3 separate regions of the Homo sapiens genome follow, and regions 1 and 3 are each linked to region 2. A link is a loop called in an ENCODE intact Hi-C map of the cell type or tissue named here. Cell type or tissue: mammary epithelial cell. All regions are shown on one strand.

Evidence for each region. Hi-C counts contacts between places; a loop is a spot of excess contacts. Peaks named below come from ENCODE experiments on the same cell type or tissue, not always from the same donor. Only the 100,000 strongest peaks of a DNase experiment are listed, where the experiment ranks them.
Region 1: it touches region 2 in a loop (5-fold over the local background); 4 of 110 quality-filtered maps call a loop at or near these places.
Region 3: a loop joins it to region 2, with 3 times the contacts of the local background. A loop is called at or near these places in 8 of 110 quality-filtered maps.

The regions. Positions count from the first base shown.
Region 1 is chr2:226,181,204-226,189,203 of GRCh38, reverse strand. No RefSeq gene overlaps it. Among named protein-coding and RNA genes, the nearest start is that of MIR5702, 470 kb to the left of the region's middle. In mammary epithelial cell, no CTCF peak of the experiment used is centred here; DNase peaks (open chromatin) are centred at 3,213 and 3,323; H3K27ac peaks cover 2,453 bases.
Region 2 is chr2:226,114,311-226,122,310 of GRCh38, reverse strand. No RefSeq gene overlaps it. Among named protein-coding and RNA genes, the nearest start is that of MIR5702, 540 kb to the left of the region's middle. RefSeq lists enhancers at 5,673-6,499, 6,884-7,178. In mammary epithelial cell, no CTCF peak of the experiment used is centred here; DNase peaks (open chromatin) are centred at 3,120, 3,590 and 7,010; H3K27ac peaks cover 5,548 bases.
Region 3 is chr2:226,027,278-226,035,277 of GRCh38, reverse strand. No RefSeq gene overlaps it. Among named protein-coding and RNA genes, the nearest start is that of MIR5702, 630 kb to the left of the region's middle. In mammary epithelial cell, no CTCF peak of the experiment used is centred here; no DNase peak of the experiment used is centred here; H3K4me3 peaks cover 1,015 bases; H3K27ac peaks cover 1,790 bases.

The DNA of each region.
Region 1 (8,000 bases), 67 kb before region 2:
ACCCAGTGAATCACAACTTTTCTTGTAGCCCTAAAAATCAAGCACCTTCTTATTTGAGATAACTTCCCACCTTTTCTAAGCAGAGCTGGCTACTTCCTTCCTACTTGGTTTCTTGCCCACACCCCATTTTATAATGCGTCGTGTGATCTTTCTTCTAATCTTTGTTGGCTTTGGAGTGTTTGTTTTATACATAGGCCATGAGTTCCTTGAAGGTGAGAACTGTATCTTACTCACCTTTGTGCATCTAAGGCTTTCTTCACACCTTTCCCTCCCAAACTTCCTCCCCTGCTCTGTCTTGCAGAGTCCAAGACTCTGTAGGTGCTCAACTAATTTTGGTTAAATGAATGATTGAATAAATATGTGAGAAGTGAAGAAAATCATACTGATAATTGGTCTTGAAAGGTTTGGGAGGATAAAGACAGCCTCTAAACTCTGGGAAGGGGTCAACGAATGAAGGATAAAGAAGGGTCCAAACTTTAGGGACTCATTCTCTTGGACATAGTACAAATTGGTTACAATGGACTCATCAGACCTTTCATGTAATTTTTTCTTTCCCATCTATTTATTACTACTGTGTTCAGAAGAGGCACAAGATAAGTAGACAGTGTGGACAATTACTAGTATGACATCCTCCCCACTTCCCAGCAACTGGTCATCATGAACAGTTTTATGCAATGTTTTATATCTGCAAGTAAAATAAGTTTTACCTCTGCTTCAAAATAAAATCAGGCTTAATACACTGCTGCACCAAGATAAATATTAAAGAGTATTGTATTTGTCTTACTGTATGGAAAGTGGTGATTTTTGATCATGTGGTCTTTCTGGGCTGATCTGTTTCATTCCTTCTGTTCTCAACCTCTGTGCATATTTACTGAGCTGTGGGCAAACAGTCTGGTAAGATTCTGAGTACTTTTTAAAATCCTCAAAACAACCAATTAAGAAAGATGCTATTAAATCCCAGTTTTACAGGGGAAGAAACTGAGGCTCAGAGAGGTTAAGTATCTTACCCAAAGGGCACACAGCTGTTAAGAGGCAAAACTGAAATTAGAGCCCATTCAGTCTGGGTTGAGTCTGTGCTTTTAACTACCATGATAAACGGTCTCTTCTTCAGAAGTTGACCCTGTACTGTGTGAAGAAAAATTTATTTACAGGGATGAAAACTGGGCAGCTGGTTCAAAGGATCCCTTGGAACTACTCCATAGAAGGATAAAGAGTAGAGACAAATAACAAGCTCACTTGTAGTTTTAGACCCTGGTAAACTTTTGGATGCTCCTGCAATTTCATACTTCAAATGAAATAACTGAATATTTCCTGAAGTAAGTAACCAGCTCTATAACTTGGCAGAAATCTCTGACTCCACTTAACTCACGCAGAGGGCCATGACATGCAGCCTAAGTGCCCAGGAATTTTAAATCAAGATGTATCTATGTAGTGAAACTTTGTGTGCGTGTGAGTGTGTGTGTGTGTGTGTGTGTGTGTGTGTGTGGTTGTTTTACCCTTTGCTTCCTGCTTGGAAAAAAAAAGGTAAATATTTAAAGTTATCTACAAATTGTATTTTTTCCCTAGAATGCAAGAGTCACAGAGATAAACGTTAGCTGTCAGAAAAGCTGCAAATCATCTGAGATGAAGGTGGTGCTTTTTTATTACAGTATCTGAGAAGAAAAGCTTTCAGAGTGAAATTCAGTAATCCCTCGCTTCTGATTCCATGTCTACTGAGATGTTCAAATTTGAGTGCGGCCCTTGGTAAAGCACTGATTGCTGAAAGGTAGCTCTGTCCCATGGGAGGATTTGGAATGAGATCTAGTAGAAATTTTCATTCAAGTTGAATAGAAAACAGAAAAGTGAGTGTTCTATGGAAAGCAGAAGTCTGGCAATGATGGATTTGCCCTGTGAATGAAAGTCTAGGAATGTGTGTCCTTCCCACAGTTGGTTTATTAAGAAAGTCCTGCAAGTTAATATCACAGTATGTGTTTGAATACAGGTATAAATTTCTTGAGAGTCCACAAATCAACTATCAGTGGAAATCCTGATACCCACCAAATGATGTTTTTACATCTATGTATTCATCAATCTAATAATTTTCTAAGAGATAGCAGTGTGTCTATTCTATTGAGTAGAATACTATTGTTTTTCTTTTTTTTTTTTTTCTTTTTTCTTTTTTTGAGATGAATTCTCTCTCTGTCACCTAGGCTGGAGTGCAGTGGCACAATCCCGGCTCACTGCAACCTCTGCCTCCTGGGTTCAAGTGATTGTCCTACCTCAGACTCCCAAGTAGCTGGGAATACAGGCATGCATCACCACACCCAGCTAATTTTTGTATTTTTAGCAGAGACAGGGTTTCACCATGTTGGCCAGGCTGGTCTTGAGCTCAGGTGATCCTGACCTCAGGTGATCCGCCCTCCTCCGCCTCCCAAAGTGTTGGGATTACAGGCGTGAGCCACCGTGCCCAGGCTGTTTATCTTTTATTTGTAAATTTAGATATTTCTGAAGACAATATTAATTTACAGGGAAGTCATTATCCTTCTTCCTAGAATATGCCTGCATAAATCTATGGCATGAAATGCACACATTTCCGACAGGATTCTTTTAATAATACTCTCTCATTTTACAATATTCCCTGACACCATAGCATGACTGGATGAATTATTCTCCAGACATAGCCTAATTTCCAATAGTCATATTTCTTAAATATTTTTGAAATTATTTTTAATAGAAATTTGTAAGATTATCAAATTCAGTATTTTATTGATGGACAAAATTTTACCTGAATTGTCTTAAAAGTGCCACTTTTTATTTCTAAAAGCAACAGAAAATGAAAGGCATTCATTTTATAACTCCCTAGTGTGGATCCTTCTCCTGTTAACAAACTCAAATTTTTAGGAAGCTTCAATTCTTCCAATTCCACTTTAATGCCATTTTTTCTCTCATTCTGTTTTCGGAGGCAATGAAGAACAGCTGGTCACCATTCTCTGCAATAATAACCTTCATATAGTTGAAACCCAAATGGTTTTGGACATGGTACTTACAAAAACATCTCCTTGCAAATGATGTAGCCTATTTGGTATTTCCCCTGTAAACAGCTAGATTCCTTATAGCCAACCCTTCCAGCAACTATCAAATTTTAGCTCTGTTTAGTATAATGCAAGCATTTTCTGCTTTGTCTATTCAGGAATGTCTTCCTAGGAGGTTTCACAATAAAATTTATTGTGTTTCATTTATGACGTACAATGTAAGAAGAATGGAATGCTTTTCTGTTAGGATTTGCATTGATAATGAAAGGTTACTATAGTGCTGGTCTGCTTTGACCAAATTTGCCAAATTCTGAAGAGAATGCCAATTAGAAGGCTGTAATGCTTTTCACTGAAACAGACTGAGGCCAATACCTGGTGGTGGGGACCTGTCATTGTTGGCCAGACTCTATTTTTAATTGGGAGAGAAGGCAAATGCTAGATCAAACAGTGTTTACTAAGTGATACCAATAATTCCAAGTCATAGCCACACCCCAAAAAGCTGAGGAAGTGACTAAGTCCTTCTGAGGTCGTCTTTTCTATTAGTAGCAATGTAGCCAAAAGTCTGAAAACGCTCACATTTTGCTCTCTTTAGGAAAAGACAACATTGATTTTAGAGGTTTTTGTTATGGAGGCCAGGGGGATTTTTCCAGTGCAGCACAGAGAAATCTGGGTTTGGATTGGGAAGCCAGACATTTCTTGGCTTACATTTCCTACTTGAATGGGATTCGTTTGCCCCCTCCTCACCTCTCCCCAACCCCCAGGCAGCTAGAAGCCCCACCTCCTTGCTTGGACCATATGGGGAAGCTGGCTCGGTGGCTGTTATTCTACTGACTCCAAGTTCACGCAGCTGTTCATCCCCTGCTTAATGTACTGGTAATTACAGCAATGTGCTCTTCTCTTTCCAATCATGTAACTTTTACTAATGGAAAATGATTTGTTTTTAACAACTTCCATGCATTTCTTTCTCGTTTTAATAAGAAAGGGTGTCTTGTGGCATTGAGCTATTGAATTCTCTATAAAAAACAAAAGTCTCTATATGAGTTTCCAGCTCCATAGGAGGGCTCTGTGGGATTGGCCAAAGGTGGTGGGGAGACTTAAGTGAGTGTAACTAACTTGATATGAATAGGTCAGTTGGGAAACAAAGCAAGCTCATCGCCTTCTGATCATGGAGGTGGTGAAATAACATTTTTTAAAAATGTGAAACCGGGAAGGATCAGAAGTATGAATTGAGTTCTGCTTTCATGATCCAAACTCTATGTACTCTCAGAGAATTTTTAAAACAAATATCTGAAGAGGTTTTCACTTATTTTCATTCAATGTTTCAGAGCATGTAAATGTTCTCCTTTGATGAGAAATGTTGATGATTTGGGTTGGGTGGGGGTTGAAATGATTATAGCAAGTGCGTCTTTTGCTGTAGCCATGCTAAGCTACCAGGCACAGATCAAACAGGCATGTGGTCACATGATCGTTTTATTTGCAGATAAAATACAGACACCTTGGAATTTCCTTCCTTATATCCCCTAAATGGCACTGGAAATCACTCTAAAAGGATAATTTTTAAAGCAAAACTTTTCCAACTCATTAGAGGATTTCAGTTTTAGACTTTTATTTTAAATAAGTGGTTGAGTAGCAGTTGTAACAAAGAATGCCAAGTCACACCCTTGTGTGTGGATGGAAATACTGCTACACAACACACATAGCTAATTTTATCAGAAGGATGATAGCAAAAGGAATGTCTTCTCTACATGAAAACTCAAAAGTCAAGAGCATTGACGAGATGACAAACCATGATTGCGAAGCCTATTTGCCACATCTTGACATTTTAAAGATTCATATAATTCAAGATTTAGCTAAAATTGTAAAATACATATCCTGAGCTCAAAATTCTTTGATGTTAACATGTATCCATATCTTTTAAAGACATTAATTTTATTCCTTGTGCATTTCTTTTCTTCTATTCGTGGTTAATAATGACATGGCAGCCGGAAATCACCTATCTTCTCCTCAGCCCTTCTTATCTAGCTCCCTCCAGAAGTCTTGTTTTTTCTTAGAGATTTCTTTGGAAATGTTATTAAGCTAGAGTGAAGTAATTTTTAAAAACACACATTGAAACTTAGAACTGAATAATTTTTAAATATTTGTAATAACTTTAGCAAAACCATTGCTTTCCTCAAGAACCACAAGACCACACCAGCAGCAAAGAGGCACTATTGTTCCCCTGGAGTCTTGAGAAGCTCCTCGTGTGACAAACTCCAGCAAAGGGGGTCTGTGCTTCGCTCCTCCATAAATGCAACACCAAGTCTAGATCTGATTTTGCCCTCTAGGAATTCTTGTGCCTTGCTTTATGCAAAGCAAAAATTATGTTTAATATTTTAAAACTAGCTTCAGGAATTAGGATCTTCAGAGTTAGTGGTCTGACTCTAGTCATGTGCATGTCTTACATCATCTTCTATTTTTTCAGATGGTTGCATCAGTAGCTTTGGGAATATTTTATTTTTAAAGTTTTAAGTCATTCTGATATCCACGAGACCATCAAAAATATAACTATGATCTAATGAATGCCCAAATAAGTGGTTGCATAAATAACAACTACTTATCATGTTCACTTTCCCCGTTATTCATTTATTCATTCAGTATTAATTGAACAACTCGTATGTGCCAGGCATATTCCAGGGACCAAGGATTCAGTAGTGAATACAAAATCGTAGCTTTATAAAGGTAGTAGTTCAGTAAGAGGAGATAAACAAATAAAATATATAAGTAAAAAAAAGTTAAATAGCAATGAGCTCTAAGGATAAAAAGCACTGTAAAGGGACAGAATATGATGACAGAGTTTCAATTTTACATGGAGTAAAAGAGAAGACCTCAATATGTGACTTTTGAGCACACAAGGGAAGGAAGTAAGATAAAAGCTTTGTAGATATTTGAGGGAAAAACTGTCCAAGCAAAGAGTACAGCAAGAGCAAAGGTCCTAGGGATCGTGAATGTAGAGTGTTCAAGAGTACCAAGGAGGTCAGTGTGCCCGGAGTACAGATAGTAGGAGATAAGTTTAGAGAAGTGAAGGAAGCCAGATCTTACAAAGCCATAGTTTATTATAAGGACTTTGGCTTTTACTTTGAGATGGGGGAGGCTGCTAGGGATTTTTGAACAGAAAAATGACAGAATCTTGTATAACTTTTAACAAAATAATCCTGGCTGTTATGTTGAGAGTTGATTTAAGGGCGGCAAGGGAAGAAGCAGGGAGACAGTTTAGAAGGCTATTATAATAAGCCAGGCAACGGGACAAAGGGTAAAGGTGGAGAGAGTAGATATAAATGGACTTCCTATTATATAGCAGGCACTATGTTAGGCTTTGTTGATACATCAGGGGGAAAACAGAGGCTCTGTTCCCAGGGCCTTTGCATTCTACTGAGAGGAGCCAGGCAATCAACAAATAAGCCAGTGCATACATAAAATATCAGGTGATGATAAGTTATATGGAGAGAAACCCTAACCTGTTCCAAAGTTCATTATGGCAAACACCTAGAAACAAACACAGTCCTATATAGTGGGGGCTGGAGAAGAAAAGTGTGGCATATTCAAAGAGAGACTATTACGTAGCAATGAAAATGAATGACTTTAACTACATGCAACATTGCAGATGGATCATAGCAATATAATAGGAATACAAAATAAGTTATTATATATTTAAAACATTACATTTTTCATAAAGCCAAACACACGCAACCCAAACTAATACTTTTAAAGAAATACAAATAGATGTGTGAACATATATCAAATGAAGTCAGGAACATTGTTAATACAAGATTTGGGGTAGTAGTTGTCTTGAATGAGGAGTGGCAAAGAAATTCTTGGGATACTCACATGGGTTTCTGTGAGTGTTCTAGCTTCATGTTGGGTGTTGGGTTATTGGATTTAATTATATTATTTGCAGGGAAGGAAGAATGGAAGGAAGGAAGGAAGGGAGGGAGGGAGGAAAGAAGGAAGGAAGGAAGGGAGGGAGGAAAGAAGGAAGGAAGGGAGGGAGGAGGGAGTGAGGAAGGGAGAGAGGGAGGGAGGAAAGAAGGAAAAAAGGAAGGAAGGGAGGGTGGGAATTTTACAGGGTTAACCACTATGGATAATAATTCATCTAATTGTGTTTCCCTGTGGTGTAGGGTTGGGAAAAGTTATGGAGTATTTGCTTTTATATATATAAATTTGCCAGGGAAATCCTGTCTAAGGAAATGACATTTGAGCAGAAGCATGAATGGATTGGAGAAGTGGTTGGAGGAACAAGGAGAAACTCCTGGCTGGAGTGGAGTGAGCAAAAAGAAAGCAGCAGGAGGTGAAGTCAGGGAGAGCAGGAACAGGTCATCTTGACCTTTATAAGCTGTGAGGAACTCTGACTTATACTCCAGTGGACACTAAAAACAACTGAGAGGTTCTGACCAGAGGAGTAACATTATCTGCTGTAAATGTTAAAAGGATTGTTCCTGCTGCAGTGTGGGAATACACCAGGGTTTCTCTGCACAACTGACATTTTGGACTGGATGATTCCTTGTTGTAACAGAGATTCCTCTGCATTGTAGGATGTTTACCAGCACCCCTGGCTTCTCCCTAATAAAGCTATAATGTCACCCCCTACCCCCTAGTTATGACAACAAAAACTGTCTCCAGACATTGCCAAATGGGGGGCAAAGTCATTCTGCTTGAGCACCACTGGAATGTGCTAAAGGTGGCAAAAGACAGAATCAGGGAGAGGGGGTAGGAGGATGTTGCTGCATCCACCAGAAACAATGGCTGGGACTAGGGCAGAAAGGCTCTCTTTTCTAAACACACGTATTCATAGCTTGGGTCTGTAGCCCCATGGCTGGAATCTCTACAATTTGAGGATATTCAGAAATTCCCAACGATGAGTTGTTAAATATTCATTTACACTCATATATTTCCCAAGTGCTATAGAAATGGGGTACATTTGAGCATGAAATAATCCATATGGTTATTCCTTAA
Region 2 (8,000 bases):
AATGTTAAATCACACCAACTTCCTCCTCTTCTTCTTTCCCTTCTACTTCCTGTCTTCAGTTTCTTATTTTGCAACAGCCCTGAGTGTAAGATGTGCAGAGATTACTCAAAGAAGAGAGAAAAAAATGTGTCTAGGGGAATCCAATTGTTTAAATTTAATTCTGATTCTATTACCTAGTAGCAGTGTGACATGGGACAAGGCTTTTAACATCTCAACCCTGTAGGCACTGAATAATAATCTCATCATATTGTGGAAGATTTAAATAAGGTAGTATAAATTAAGCTGGAAACAGGAATTACATGTTAATTTTTTATCATTATAGCCATATTTTTTCTGCTCTATTTTTGTGTTTTTATCCTGCGTTTTCATTGTTTTTATACCATGAACTTGGACTACTTCATAGGTTTCTGCAATTTAATGGCTAAACATATTATAAAGGTCAGGAAAATAGCTTTACAAATATTGTCATATCTTTTAGAGTAAGAGGGAGGATTTATTTTGAAGTTGGCATGATGTAGTCACATTTCCTCCCTAATTTAAATTTCCATATTATATATAAATCTGAAATCTCTTTTGTTGTCTAGCAATTATAACAATATGATAGATCAGAATATATATCAGGAAGCAGACAAGCCATAAATATGTTCAATGTTTTCAAAGATGACAATTTTAAATGTGAACACTGTGGATGAGATGAAATGGAAGGAAATATGAGGCTATTAAGATGGAAGAAACCAGGAAACATTTGGATTTAATTCCATCTTGGATCCATTCCACCAAAGTTCAACATAATGCAAGGCTGAAGCAAATGATTGCTCTCCTTTGCCCTTATTCTTTTAGTCTTCTTTGTACTTTTGCACTGCAGAATTCTGTTAATGCCACATAGTTTTTAAAGGATCATATTTCAGACCAGTTAGTAATATTACTTATTTTTTTAAAGGTCGAAAAAAAAGAGAGAAAAATAAACCTAATTTCAGGCTCTAGACGAATCTGGAGGGGGTTGTTTAAAGTGTTCAAACACAAGACAGCGTTAGAGTTGTGCGGCCAAGATGAATTTTGAGGAACTAACCCTAAACAGGAAAAATGCTTTTGTAAAACACTTAATAATGATTCTTTCATGAAAAGTCCTTTGATCCAGAATAATTACAGGAAACCAGTGGAACCAATGAGGGGCTACTACTGGGGACACAAATCTAGTTGGTAATTGTTCCAGACAGTGTATCATCAACTTGTATTTTATTTAAAACTATTATTTTGCTTATTAAAAAAAGTTGAGAAGTGAATTTGATGATGGATAGAACAACACTGCATACACATCCTTATCCATCAGCTGAGTCCCATAGTTTGCATATGCAAAATAAATATCACTTCAAATCTGTAGCTAATTTTTTTTTTTTTTTTTTTTTTTTTTAGTTTTGTGGGGAGATTAAAACCACAACAAGAAAGAATAACCTGCAACATGAGTGGATACTATGGTTGCAAAAGTTATTTAATATCCATATTTCACAAATATTCAGCAAAAGATTTCTTAACAAAATTGAATGACTTTCAAATGGACTTATTTTGAATGTTTTAAAAACTATCAATTTTACCTGAAAACAACCAATTATTAGCTGATTTTAATAATTGATCTAGAGATTATATTTACAAAAAAAATATTATGGAGCCATTACATAGCATTCAAAGTCATATCACTTCACCATTAACTGAGATATAACAATTTGGGGCAACATAACATTTAATATTCTTGAAATTACCTAAATAAGACCATTTGTAATCAATAATACATTTAAATTTTCACCCTGTTGAAACGGTGGCCAAATACATGATGATTGGATGCAAAGTGCTGTGAGTTCCATAAGACAAGCATTTATCCAATATGATAAACATCAGTATAATAAAGGTATCAGGAAATTTCTAGAAGTAATCGATGATCTGTTACTCTTTGGATGAACATTGACTTGTGTTTAGGTATTAGGAATATGTGTGTGTGTGCATATACATATGTATGTGTATGTGCGTTAACGCTACACAAGATAAAGATTGTTGAATGCAAGTATAAGATTTAAAATGTTTAATTTGCATTGCTTTGTCTGCTATACATATATATTTTTAGATGAGCAAAGCTTAGACAAATTGATTTTTGTTCATATTAATAAATAACATAGCATAAGTATACTTATTTTTTCTAGTTTTATCAAAAGTTTTTCAATTTAGAAACAATTTAATGACAAAACTAAAATATTGAAACTGGACTTCAGAACAAAATCTAATCTTTTAATCAAAAGCAAACAACTAGTTTTGGCTTGAAATGTAAGACATAATGTGTATTTAACCATGCTTATTTAGGTAGAATGTCTTATCTGATCCCAAGTCTACCCCTGATTTTTCTGTGAGCTCCCAAGTTCCTATTTCCATTGCAAACTCTCATTTTCTATAAAAATGTGAACTAACCTAAATGGTTTTTCCATAGACAAAGGCCGTAAAGTCACAAAACACTGTGCCATATAGTAATTTTTAACATTTTATTGGTGTAATCAATAGCAACCTGTATTATGACTTCTTTTTCTCTTGAACAAAGAATTTTTGAGTCCCAATCAACTGAATCTTTGTGATTTTCCAGCCAAATACTTTTAAAAATACCAATTAGCCAATCTTAAAAATTGACATATAGCTGCCATTAACACAGACCTTTTTGTTGTGGGATTTTACAGATATAATATGACACTGAATCCCTGAATGTTTGACCATTAGGAAAGCATAACATTTTCATAACGTTTTTATCCACTTATTTGTCGACTAATCTAATTGATTATTCTCCTGTAGCATTTTATCCTGTTTATGAAACTCTTTCCTTAGCCACCTTTATTTTGCAAGTGCATGTCATAAATTATAAAATCAATGGCATAGCTTGTCTGGCACCCGTAAAATTGATAGCTTCCCTTTCTTTTATTAGCATAATCTGCCAATTTATTATGAAAGAGTGAATGGCATGCTTGTGATTAGAACTGGTCATGACAGGTCACTTGAAAACATATTGATGGTGTATGAGACATGCTTTTTAATTAAAATGTAGGTCTGAGCTGGCTAGGCAAACACCAGTTTCTCCTTACTCATCACATTTATTGAGTCATGTATTTGCTTATTTATAATATTTTAAATTAACAATGATGAGTCAGATTAGCATACAGAAGACATGCCCCAGAGAAAAACAGAAAAAAAGCGTGCTATTTTACTTAGGACAAGCAAAAGCATACTGCCTGTAAAAATACTGTAAGAAGGTGAGAACATTAAAAATGATAACTCGAGATGTATAAAGTTTTACCAGATTTGCCAGTCACTTTTAAACCTACCCCTGTGTATTTGCTTAATATCCACTCAATTGTCTTAAGCAAGAACAACTCCCCCACTTTCACCCACTTTCTTTCACAAAGTTATAACTTAGGCAAGAGAGTCCCAACTCCAATTGCACAATATCCTCAGGGTTACTGTGAGCTCAAAGGATGTTGTGAAATCCTCGAGGCAAAATTAATCGTGATGTGACTTAATTTTTTAAAGTGAAATGTGTACCATAAAGTACCCCTAAGAGGAGGCTTAGTGGATGATGAGGGAGGTAATGAATACAGCAAACGATTACAGGGTGTCAGAACAGCAGGACTGGGGTGGCTGGCAGTGACTACTACTTTCATCCCACAGACATCTGCGGGTGAGGGCAGCAGATGAAAAGCCGTGCATCTTCTCTGTAATTTGTATTGCCACAGCATTCCATCTTGGCCACACGATTCAGTCACACGTACTTTTGTTGATTCAGAAGAATTTCCAAAGGACAAGCTTGCACTGTTCTTGCCATGAAAGAGAGTTCTGCTACTTTTTGATGAAATTGAGAGTTAGGGTCTGGCTTTATGTTTGTTTGTTTTTGCTTGTTTGTTTTGGAATACAATCTATGATTTCTAAGCACCCCCTTTTACTTTTATTTTTACTACTAAACAAGACAAAAATATGGATCCAGTCTAAATAGGACAAATGAGAAGCAGGGGGCAAGTGTGTTTTGCCCCTGGTAGTATCTCTGACTTCTTTTAGATTTTGTGAAGTGATTGTGACATAAAAAGAATTCAAAACAATGTTTTTAAATAGAGTAGAATGCACTCAAAGTCCAGGTGTGATAGGGTAAGCATGCTATTATTTTTTGGAGATAAGTTTTGAAATGATGAATAATCAATTATAGCTATTTAATGGAGGTAATAAGTGGATCAGGTTGCTACCTTAAGCTGACATATTAATCTTTTTCAAAATCCTGCTGTGTTTCATACTTGTTATTGCCCTCAGCTCAATGTACTCTACATAGTCCAAATATAAGACATTCTAGTATAGTGGAATCTGATAGTATACAAAGCTCAATTCAGGAAGAACAGATAAGATGTGCTTGTGCCAGTCTATTCCATCCCTCCTGCAGCATTGCTACTTAACTTCTCCAGGCCCAGCGAATTCCTAGCTTGATCATAGAATTCCATTGGTAGCTTTGCATGGTTTTCAACAGTTGTCTAGGCTGCTTATTTTCCCTCACTTTCCAAATTCATCTGATCTGAGCATATATGGCTTATGCATTATAGTTTACATACTATGGTTTATGACTAAGGATGTAACGATTTTTGACTTTGTTTTATTGCACTTGAGCTATATCAAATTAAACTGGCCTTCTTGTTAATTTATCATTGGTAAAATATTTCATATGCATTTTTTTGTTAATCCTGTACTTCAAACCTACGAATAGCTTGCTTAATTGTATTTTATGAACTGAACTGCAATGACCTCATACTTTGGCTTTACCTTTGTAATAAATTGACATTAGTAAAAAAATGTTAGTAAGTAATGTGGAATATTGCTAATATCATTGGGCTTGACATTTGCTTGGAAGGAAAACTAGGAGACACATCTTTTGAAAGACAAATCCATATACAATACATTCTGTAATATTTTTCTCATACCTCCATAAATTTCCCCTTGTGGATTTTAGTCTTCTCTGTCTGATATCAGCCAACACGCTGTCTTGATGTAAGACTGTGTAGCATGGAAGAAAATGAACTTCGGCATCAAAAGGACGTGGTTTTGATTGTAGGTTCTGTCCAAACTTTTGATAAGTTATTTAACTTCTTCAAACTTCAGCTGCCTTACCTGTGAGGTGGAGATTTGATATTTACATTTTAAGGCTGTTTTAATGTCAAATGAAATAATATTTGTCTAACAACAAGGAAGGTACACAGAATCAGTAGTAGCACTAGCCCTACTATTCTATTGAAGAATCTATAGAATCATGACAAATGATCTTGATGGATCTTTTCACCATTTATGGGCCTTAAAACTTTAATGCATTCATTCATTCAATAATAATTTATTGAACAACTAACTTGGAAACATAACTACAGAAGATGAGAAGATGAGAATCAGTAACTAAGACTGATATGTTCTACTTTCTATCAGTATGACTAGTAAGAAAGGAAAATTTTAATTTTTTATTCATTTTATAAATAGTTGCATAATACTTATTATATACACTGAGCACTGTTCCAAGTACTTCACAAATATTACCTAATTTAAATCTTATAATAACGCTATAGGTAATACATTATACTTATTTACATTCAAGGAATTGACACATAGAAGTTTAGTAACATATCCAAAGCTATATATTGCTAGTAGGTGATGGGAGCAGAAATGCAGGAATGAGCCCTGCTAAACTGGCTTCTGAGTTCATCCTCTTAGCCACTTAACCATGGTGCTTCTCCGGAAGTAATTGAATAGGATTAATTCTAATTGTAATAAGTGATATAAAGGAGATACACAGAATGCTGTAAAATGAGAATAACAATATCTGCCAACAAATGACTTTTTGAGAGCTCATTGTGTTCCATGCTCTGTGGAGTCCACGATGCCTTTAATTTCCTTTACTGAGCTCCTCTCACCACTAAAATACATTATGATTTGGAAATTTAACAAATGTTTTTCTAACAGCGATCTGCTAGTTCTTCTGCAAAAAATAAAAAAAGAAAGTGGCCCAAGCAATTACTTTAAAATATTATTATGCAAATGTTACATTAATTTAGAAAAAAACATGGCTGAATTGCATTGCCATTCTTCCAAAGCAAAATCTCATTTGATAAAAACAGTTTCTTTGCAAGTGAATGGTACAACACCTTTAAATACAGTTAACAACAACAAAAAAGTATTCAGGCCTGCTGTGACCATTGCTGACAATGAATGCAGTAGCAAGTCCTTACATCAGCCTGATGAAGTAAATACCAAGAGAGAAATGTTGTTCTAGATTAAATCACAAAAAGAGTAGCCAAGACTGTCCTTTTTATTACCTGTTTGTTTAAGGCTTATCTGGCTGTTGATATGCAACAAATGGCCTCTCGCAGGAACAAAATATATATCTTTGCCAGAAAGTTCTTGATAAAAAAAAAAAAAAAGTGCCTGATTCACTGCTATATGTCCTACTCTTTAAACAGGACCAGACAGATAGTAAGTTCTCAATAACTACCATTAGAATATTGAATTTTGAGTAGATGTCTTTTTGGTTACATCAATACTAGTCAACCAAGGAAGTCTAAATGGGACTGACATAATGTGGGTGAAAGTTACCCATTACATCTAGATTCTAGTCCAGCCTTTACCACCAATTTAGCTTGTGATCTGAGGTGAACGACTTTATCTCCCTATTTCTGTCCTTTCTCAGCTATGAAAGACCTAATACACTTCTAAAAGTGAACAGGCACACATCCCTTTGATAACCTGTTCTCAGTTTTAGCTTGCCAGAAGTTTATAACTTTATTTTTTACTACAATTAATATCTTTTTCTTGTGGTAGTGGGAGGAGAAACATAATGATGTACATGCAAAACCAAATATGCCAAAAGAATGCATGTATTTTCCCTCTGGAAGGAGTGCATGAAAGTTAGGCATGGTGAGTAACCCCGACTGATTAACTCTACCACTGATTAGAACACTGACTCACCATATGACTAACCACACATCAGATATTTATCTTGGGCCAACCCTGGTTGACTCATAATCTATGGTTTAAGATGAAGATCGGAGCTACTTTTGATCTTCTTCTTGCAAGCATTACAAAGAAGATAATACCCTGTGTACTAGCAGAGCCAACTTTACTGCCACAGAGGATGTACCCAACTCCCATTATTCTAATTCACTGGAGAACAGGTTACAGCAATAGCAACAGAGTCTGAAATAATCACTTTCAAATTTGTACTTGGGGCTGGAGAAGCTGATAGAAGTTATACCCCATTGTGTAGCTTTGAAAAAATAAGTATCTGAAAGCATGTGTAGACTTTTAAAAATAATCACATCCCTGTAACATTAGACACAGAAAACCAATATCAAAAATAAACCATGTATTTATCCACTTTATAAACATTTTTCCCTTCTGATTTCTATATGGTTATAGATTGTAATCTTTAAAGGCAGAGATTGAGCACAGTTTGATATGAAGGATATTGATCAGGGACCAACACCTGGGGAAGGGAGGGGTCAGCAGTAAGAGTAGGCAAAGAGAGAAGTCAAACATTGAGGCAAGCCCAACAAAGCCTTGGCCGAGTGTGCAGGGAGTTTTGGAGTGCGTATGGCTTAACAGGCTTGTTCCCCAGGAGTCAGAATGACTGCACTTTAGTACCCGCCAGAGGTCAGTCACTGGATGTGGGCTACTATGGAAAGGACGTGACCTTAGCCAGATCGCTCACTGAGGAGGCACCTAAAGGAGCTGACAGCTAGACCAGGCATGTGGTCAGCAGCAGCAGTAGAGGCAACAGTCCATTTCTGAAGAGGATCTGGGTAACAAAACTCCTTGTCTATCACTCATATCACATAGTGAGTAATTTTTAAAGAGAAAAATGCAGAATATGGCCAAATTTCTATGAGACAAACATAACTGCTTGATAATAAAATTGCTGTTCTATGATTTAATATGATTGTCCAACTGGGATGCTA
Region 3 (8,000 bases), 87 kb after region 2:
CTCTCTCTCTCTCTCTCTCTCTCTCTCTCTCTCTCACTCTCTCTCTCTTGCTCCTACTCTGGCCATGTGAATCATCTGCTCCTGCTTCACGTTCCATTATGAATAAAAGCTCCCCGAGGCTTCCTCAGAAGCCAAGCAAATGCCCATGCCATGCTTCCTGTACAGCCTGTAGGACCTCTTTTCTTTATAAATTACCCAGTCTCAGGTATTTCTTTATTGCAACATGAGAATGACCTAACACAACTTCTCTCTACCTCTTTCCATGTGGAGGAAAGGTCAGTGTTCCTACAAAGTCATGTCAGAACATGGACATCCATGTAAATGGCAGTATTTGAGTGAGAAAAATTAAGAAAAATCTTCAGATACAATATATCTTTCCTGGGGTAAAGAAGTGGTTTATGGCATCAAATTTAGACCTTTGATGTAGTTTTCAAACAAAGCTGTACATTCAGAAACTACATTGAAAGATGTTCATCATCAATGTCAAACTTTTGTCCTGTGACTGAGACACACTCAATGTAGCACAGCAGTTTACATTTTTATAATTATGAAATTTGTCTTAAGACTGCATAGATATATTGCATTATGCATGTTAAAATTGTTAAGGTATATTTCAGATATACTACTATTTCAAAACTCTTTTGGCACCTTAAAAAATATACCTGGAATCTCAAAAAATTCACTTGATCTTAGCCAAAAGGCCGAGAAGTGATTCTAAAATTTAAAAGTGGCTCAATCCTTTCTGGAACTCTGAGACGCTCTATCATCAGAAACCTTAAGATGATGAAGGTGTATTACTGGCTTTGTCCTCAAATCCAAGCTATAAATTACCAGTATTATTGTAGTTCAGTTATCTTTCCATTCTAATATAGTGATAGGCACATGGTAGGTTATTAAAAAATACATATTGAGTAAATAAAATATCTTAAGACTGTATTGGAAAGTTAGATATGGCAACAAAAGCACAAATGATAAAAGAAAAATAATTGATAAATTAAACTTAGTTAAAATAAAAACTTTGCTGCTTTGAAAGACACCATCAAGAAAATAACAAACTAACCCACAAACTGAGAGAAAACATTCATAAATCATATATCCAGTACAGGATTTGTGCCCAGAATATAAAAAGGATTCTAACAGGTGAGCAATAAAAACCAAATAACACAACTAAAAAAATGGTGGAAGGTTTTGAATATTTAGATATTTCTCCTTAGAAGATACACAAATGATTAATAAACACAGGTAAAGATGCACGTGATTGAACATAACAAAATGCAAATCAATACCACAATGTGATATTATTTCTCACTCACCAGAATGGCTATAATCAAAAAGACAGACAATAACAAGTGTTACTGTTTGGAGCAATTATAACTTTCATATGCTTTTGGTAAGAATGTAAAATTGTACAGCCACTTTGGAAAACAATTTGGCAGTTTCTGAAAAATGTAAGCATACCATATGATATAGCAATTCCACACTTAGTTAGGTATCTACCAAAAATAAATGAGAACATGTCTGCACAATGACTTATATGTGAATGTTCATTGCAGCATTAATCACCACGCCCAGAAATGGAAACATTTCTGTTCGTCAACTGATGTTCGTCAACTGATGAATCGATAAATAAAGTATGGTATAGCTATACAATGGAAAACTATTTGGCAATTAAAAGGAACAACATGGACGGACCTCAAAAACATTACTTAGGGCTGGGGCAGGAATGGATAGTGATCATAAATAATCACAATCTTTCTTTATAGAGTGATGAAAACATCTTAAAATGAAACTGTAGTAGTGGTGGCATAACGTAAATAATATATGAACCATTGAATTGAACACTTAAAGTAAGTGAATGTTATGGGATATGACTTATATCTCATTAAAACTCTATGTAAGTAAGCTGTTTGTAAGAACAGACAAGAACATTTATATCTTAAATATATAATGAGTAACTCACAGTATATTTCTTCAATTACTATGGGCATTGCCTTGGCAATTGGACATAACTTAAGAATTGGTCTGAACCAAATATTGTTTTCTATGTAAAATTTACAAGTCCCAAGGTCCATCATAGCATTGAATTTACATATCCAAATAAAATTAAATTTTTGGAGGAGACATTGGACTGATACAAGATATGCTGATCTATGCTTTGGATTTGTCAGTAGGTAGAATATTGACCACGTAAATTCAGTCATCTGTAGTTTTTAATAAAGTTTACTTGAAATGTCAAATAGTTTTAATAAAGTGTTTTCAATATAATTCACCAGTTATTAAATTATCAGACTACTATGGAAAGGAATATATTTAAAAGTGTTACTCAACACACATACACACATATCCTAGCCATAAATGTAAAACAAGTTTTCTTTAGCTTGTCAGTGTGCTGTGGATCTGATAGAGAAAAAATCAGCATAGCAAATGAAGATCGTTTGAACTTCATTTGTGTACATGCAGTGCATTCACTGCCTGGCATTTTTCTTTCTTCTTGACAGAAGCTTTACAGAATAAGAAAAAACGTGGCTTCTTATTAGTCTCTGTTTTTCTCCACTGGAACATGTAATGATAATTCTAAAATTCCTGGTCGCGGTTATACGAATACACCTGCACACAGCTTCTGAGATGTGCTTGCTCTCGCCCTGCTCCATCACCTAGCTGCTCGTGATGCAATTCAGGCTATCCTTAGAAGAAAACCCACTAACAGAGACCACCCCTGGGTGGCAAAACCTGGTGACTCCTGTTAGGATTTGTGGTTCTTTCGGACAGAAAAATGCTCCTTAAACTGAAATCCTCTAGTGTTCAACAAATACAGCTGCACCATCATTTTAGTATTCAGGATGCAAAGTAAGTATCTCCCTAAGCACACAAGTCTATTTGAGGAGCACACATGTACTCATAGACACATTTCTACAGTCATGATCCTCTGCTGCTGCCAGTGTCTCAAGCATCATTCCTTTCCTCTCAGGAGACAAGGGGGACCAGAGAGAGGGAGAGCTGAGATTTCATCCTTTCTCAGTCTTGGTATGCAGGCACAGGCACTATAAGAATGTGGTAGGTTGGCTAAAGCTATTTGTTTGCTAGATTTCTCAGAGTTCAATGAGATCATTTTTGTCATTTTCCCTGTGCTCCCCTGTATTTTCCAAAGATCTGCCAGCTTCCAACAACACTCTCTTTCTTCCCATTGGAAATGGAAACGAGTCCTCTGCAGGAATTTTCCACTTAACAGTTCCCCCTTCCCTAGCTGGGGCCTCAGCGCACCAGCCTGTAATGCTGTATTTCTTTCCACTGCAGTTTGACATTTTTGAGCCAGCACAATGAGTTGTATTCAGTCATTCTAAGTCCCCCTCCTTCTACATTATCTTTTTTTCTTTAATAATGCATACTTTCGAGCAATTTCAGAAAGAGAGCAAAGGCTTTTAAGCAACATTACATTTAATTAGTTATGTCACTGTCATCGAATCACCAGAATCCTTTGAGTCATCCCCGCCACCTTTTCCCCCACCCACACACCTCACCCCATAATTTTCCGGTCTCCCAGCCCCCTTCTCTGTCCTTCTGGTAAGTACATTAAAGACAAACCTCATGGTCCATATACTTTGCTTAAAATTGTTTGCCTTTGCAAATCATTTCCTTTAAATAATATTTACAAACTATATATCATTGCCTGACACGATGATAAGAGGGCACATAGATTGCTTATAATCTCAGCTGTAAACAAGAAACGGGGACGTGAGCTTGGAAATGTGTTCCATGCCCTGTCTGGACGCAGCCGCATTTGCAAACGCGCGCAGCTGAGCCGGAGCTGGGTCGCATCCGCAGCCTCTCTCACAAACACTGCAGCCAGAGACCAAAACGCTCAAGTCCAGGGAGTCTGCAGGGCAATCCCAAGTCCCCGAAGGGGGAAGGGAAGCGGAGGCATTGGGGAAGGGGGGTGTGGGTCAGCAAAAGCTTGCATCCAGAGGAAAACAATGCTCGCCTTCCCGAAAGCAAACGGCAGAACCTGCGAACACAGATGCCTGCGGGATCCGGGCTCCCGTGCGGCCGGGGAGAGGGCGGCGGGTGCAGGGGCAGGGCGGAGCCTCCCCTGTCTGGCCGGGTGGTAGCTTCTCAGACAGCGAGGGCCCAGGGGGTCACGCCAGCACAGTGGAGGGTGTCTCAAAAGGAACTGGGATTCTGCAGAGAGGGGAGGAGGGAGGAAGAGGGGGATTTGTTCAAGCTGGGAGGGTGGGCCTCAGGAAAAAAGAAGAAAAAGAAGAAATAGATTAATGCTTTGCAGGACACCTGGGGTATTTCTTTCAGTGGGTATTACTTCCACTTTTAGGCAGGAACAAGAGCTGGGAGGAAAACAGCAGCAAGGGCTGACAGCTCCAAGGTGATCAAAGGGGACTGCGTGAACGGCTTGCTCTGCCAGCCGTTTATTAGAAAGAGAGGGGTGCTCCTGGGCCACGCTGGCGGGGGAGAGGGATTAAGATCAAATAGAAAGAGATCGGCCTGACTCCTTTATGCAGGAGAAAAATGCGCGCATATATATTTATATATTTATATGTTTACATGTATATTTATATTCAAAGAATGCTGTCCACTACAAGATCCACTCCTTCCCATAGCCCCCCACCCCACCCCCCACACACAGGCGCGCGCTCCTCACACATGTAAAGGAAGGAAATTCCACCCTTTCTTTCCAAATGTTGTTACTTCTGCTTTCTCAGTGCTTGAAATATCACATGATGAATTATCCACTGGGGGACATTTTTATACTGAGGCACCACCCCCCCCCCCCCTTTGGGGAACGCTAACTTTGTGTGAGTCTGATTTACCTCAGAAATAACGTTTAACGCACTCCTGGGATTTGGAAAGAACCTCTCTTTCTATAGATAACAGGGCAAAGTGTTAAAATGCAGGTCACTGGTGCGAGAGATATCCTGTTGTAAAAACGGTGACCTCCAGAAGTTTTGGGAAGGATGGCAGCGGAGCCCTCTACATGTAGAAAGAACACAGATGTTGCTCTCGCAACAAATGCATGAGAATGGTAGGTAGGCAGCTGCCCAGCATATATAATGCAGTTTCTTCCCTTGTGAGATATGATCTTTATACCTAGAGATGCAATAAAGTTATTAAGGGGCCTGAATGGAATGAGAAAGACCTTGTCATATGATAATGACTTTATTTTGTCTAAGCATCAGTTACTCTCTCCTCTCTCTCTCACAAGACTTTTTATCAGCTACAGCTTTACAAGAAAAAAAAAACAGCAGCAACAAGCAAACTAAATTTTACGCAAATTCACAGTTTGAAATCTCCACACCCTAAATCTTACATTTAATCATAAAGTGTTAAATTTTAATGTATTCTTTTAACACAGCACTAGCATTTTGTCAAAGATAGGCATAGCCAGGAAGTTCAGAAGCTTTTCTTACAGTTAGAACAGGTGTGCTTTGTTTTTCCCTTAAGAAGTCTTTAACTTTACTGTTTTCTCCAATATTAGGGAGGTTTTTTAATATCTATTGTTTATTTTTCCAATTATATAAGAAAATATTTTTATCGTAGAATATTTACATAATGTAGGGCTATACACATTAAACAATGAAAATCTTTTATGAAGTCCCACTTTCCCAAATGATTCCCTTCCCCAGAAGTAAATTCATACTTCCCCACAATAGTATTCATCCAACCCTTATAAAATCCATCCAGCCCTTGTAAATATTTTTATATGCATAGATGTATATATGCAATCATATAAATTTTAGAAACCTACAAATTCACTCATACTATATGTTTTATTCTGTGAAGTGATTTTGTTCACTTACTACACCAAAGAGATCTTTTTTAAAAAATCAAGACCTATAAATCTATCTCATTTTTGACGGGTGCATAACGTTTCAGGATTTATTATTACATTATTGATACATAATGAGGGTATTTCCAGCTTTTTGTTATTATAAATAATACTGAAACTGACATTCTTAGGTATACATCTTTGACCATACATGCTAGTAATTTTATAGGCTAGATTGTACTGAAATCCATAAGTGAAAGGATATATGCATTTTAAATTTATGGATACTACCAAAGTTCTCTCACAAAGAGCAAAAACGATTTATATTCCACCAAGTTGTCTGTGACTAGACTATTGTTTTGCACAGTCTCTCAATCACTATTTGTTATCAATTAAAAAATGTTTTGTCAATATTTTGTAAAAAAAAAAAAACTTGTTTTCTCACTTGCCTTTTTAAATTACTACTGAGGTTGAACAAGTCTTACCTACACTGGACATTTGTGTTGTTTGTTTGTTTGTTCTGAGTTGCCTGTTTACGTATTTGCCCCATTTTTTCTTTGGATCTTTCTTTTTCTTCATGATTCTAAGAAATTCTTTACCTATAATGAACACCTTTGTTTCTTTTGCTTAGTGTAAATGTTTCTCTTAGCCTGTTGTTTATCTTTTAACTTGGAATGTGGAAACTTCATCATAGGGACATTTGAATTTTTGTGTAGCCAAATCTGTCAGCAATTTCTTTTATAGACTCCAGGTTGTGTCCTGATTAAAATTTAATAGAGAACATGTACTTATATCTTATATTCCAGATGGCAGATTAGCTGTCTAAAACTGTTTCTATTTCTTTAAGACCATTCTACATTAAAATAAGTGTACACTGTATCAATTAATCAGTAGGGAACTACATTCATTTGTTCTCTTTACCAAAACACTGAGGACATCTTCCCCTGTAGTAAACTAAGACTTTGCCTGTAGATAAACCCCAAAAATGTCTGTGGATTGTGGAGGGAACGAAAAGCATCAAAATAATGGCTTATTAAATGAATTAACCACAGAAATAGAAGACCAAATACTGCATGAGGGAGCTAAACATTGGGTACATATGGACAAAAGGATAGGAACAATAGACACGAGACTACTAAATGAGGGAGATGGGGGCAGGGAGGTAAGGGCTGAAAAACTACTTATTGTATACTACGCTCACTACCTGGGTGACAGAATTATTTGTACCCCAAACTTCAGCATCACACAATATACCCATGTAAAAAACCTGCACATGAACCCCCTGAATCTAAAATAAAAGTTTAAATTATTTTTAAAAAAGAAAAACAGCTTATTAAATAAAAGTCATCAGAACTCCTGGTTCCATTGGTTTTTAGAAACATGAATATACTCAAGATTGATTTTTTCAAAGGAATCTATGACATAGCCACTCTCAAAAGTTATAAATGTTGGCATCATTCTTCTCTCTCCTAAAGTAGTGACACACATCCTCTCTATAAAACTAGACACAAGGTGTCATTTGATGGAATAGGTAAGTGTTAACAACATGGCTTGCTACCTACCAGGCCTATGGCAGAAATGACCACAGAAACTATTCCCTGGGGAAATTTTTTTAAAATGAAGATTCCTAGCACCATCCCAGACATTCTGAAGAATAGTCTCAGGAATGGAGTGATATGTTTTGGCTGTGTCCCCATTCAAATCTCATCTTGAATTGTAGTTCTGCAATCCTCATGTGTCAAGTGGGGGGCCAGGTGGAGATAACTGAATCATAGGGGCAGTTTCCCCCATACTGTTCTCCAGGTAGTGAATAAGTCTCACGAGAGCTAATGGTTTCATAAAGGGGAGTTCCCCTGCACTAGCTCTCTTGTCTGCCACCATGCAAGATGAACCTTTGCTCCTCATTCGCCTTCTGACATGATTGTGAGGCCTCCCCAGCCATGTGGAACTGTGAGTCAATTAAACCTCTTTCTGTTATAAGTTACCCAGTCTCAGGTAGGCCTTTATTAGCAGCGTGAGAACAGACTAATACATGGGGGCTCTGAGATTTATAGTATTGGGCACTTGCTCATAGAGTAGCACTGGAAACCAACTTCTCCAGTTTATTTAGAACATGTAGTATTCTTTGGTTTCTCTTTGGCATGTTCTCTCTCCCCTCCTTACATAAAATAGATGAATGCATCTTATTGATTTTGCTTCTGAAGTGTCTTTCAATTCATATTAT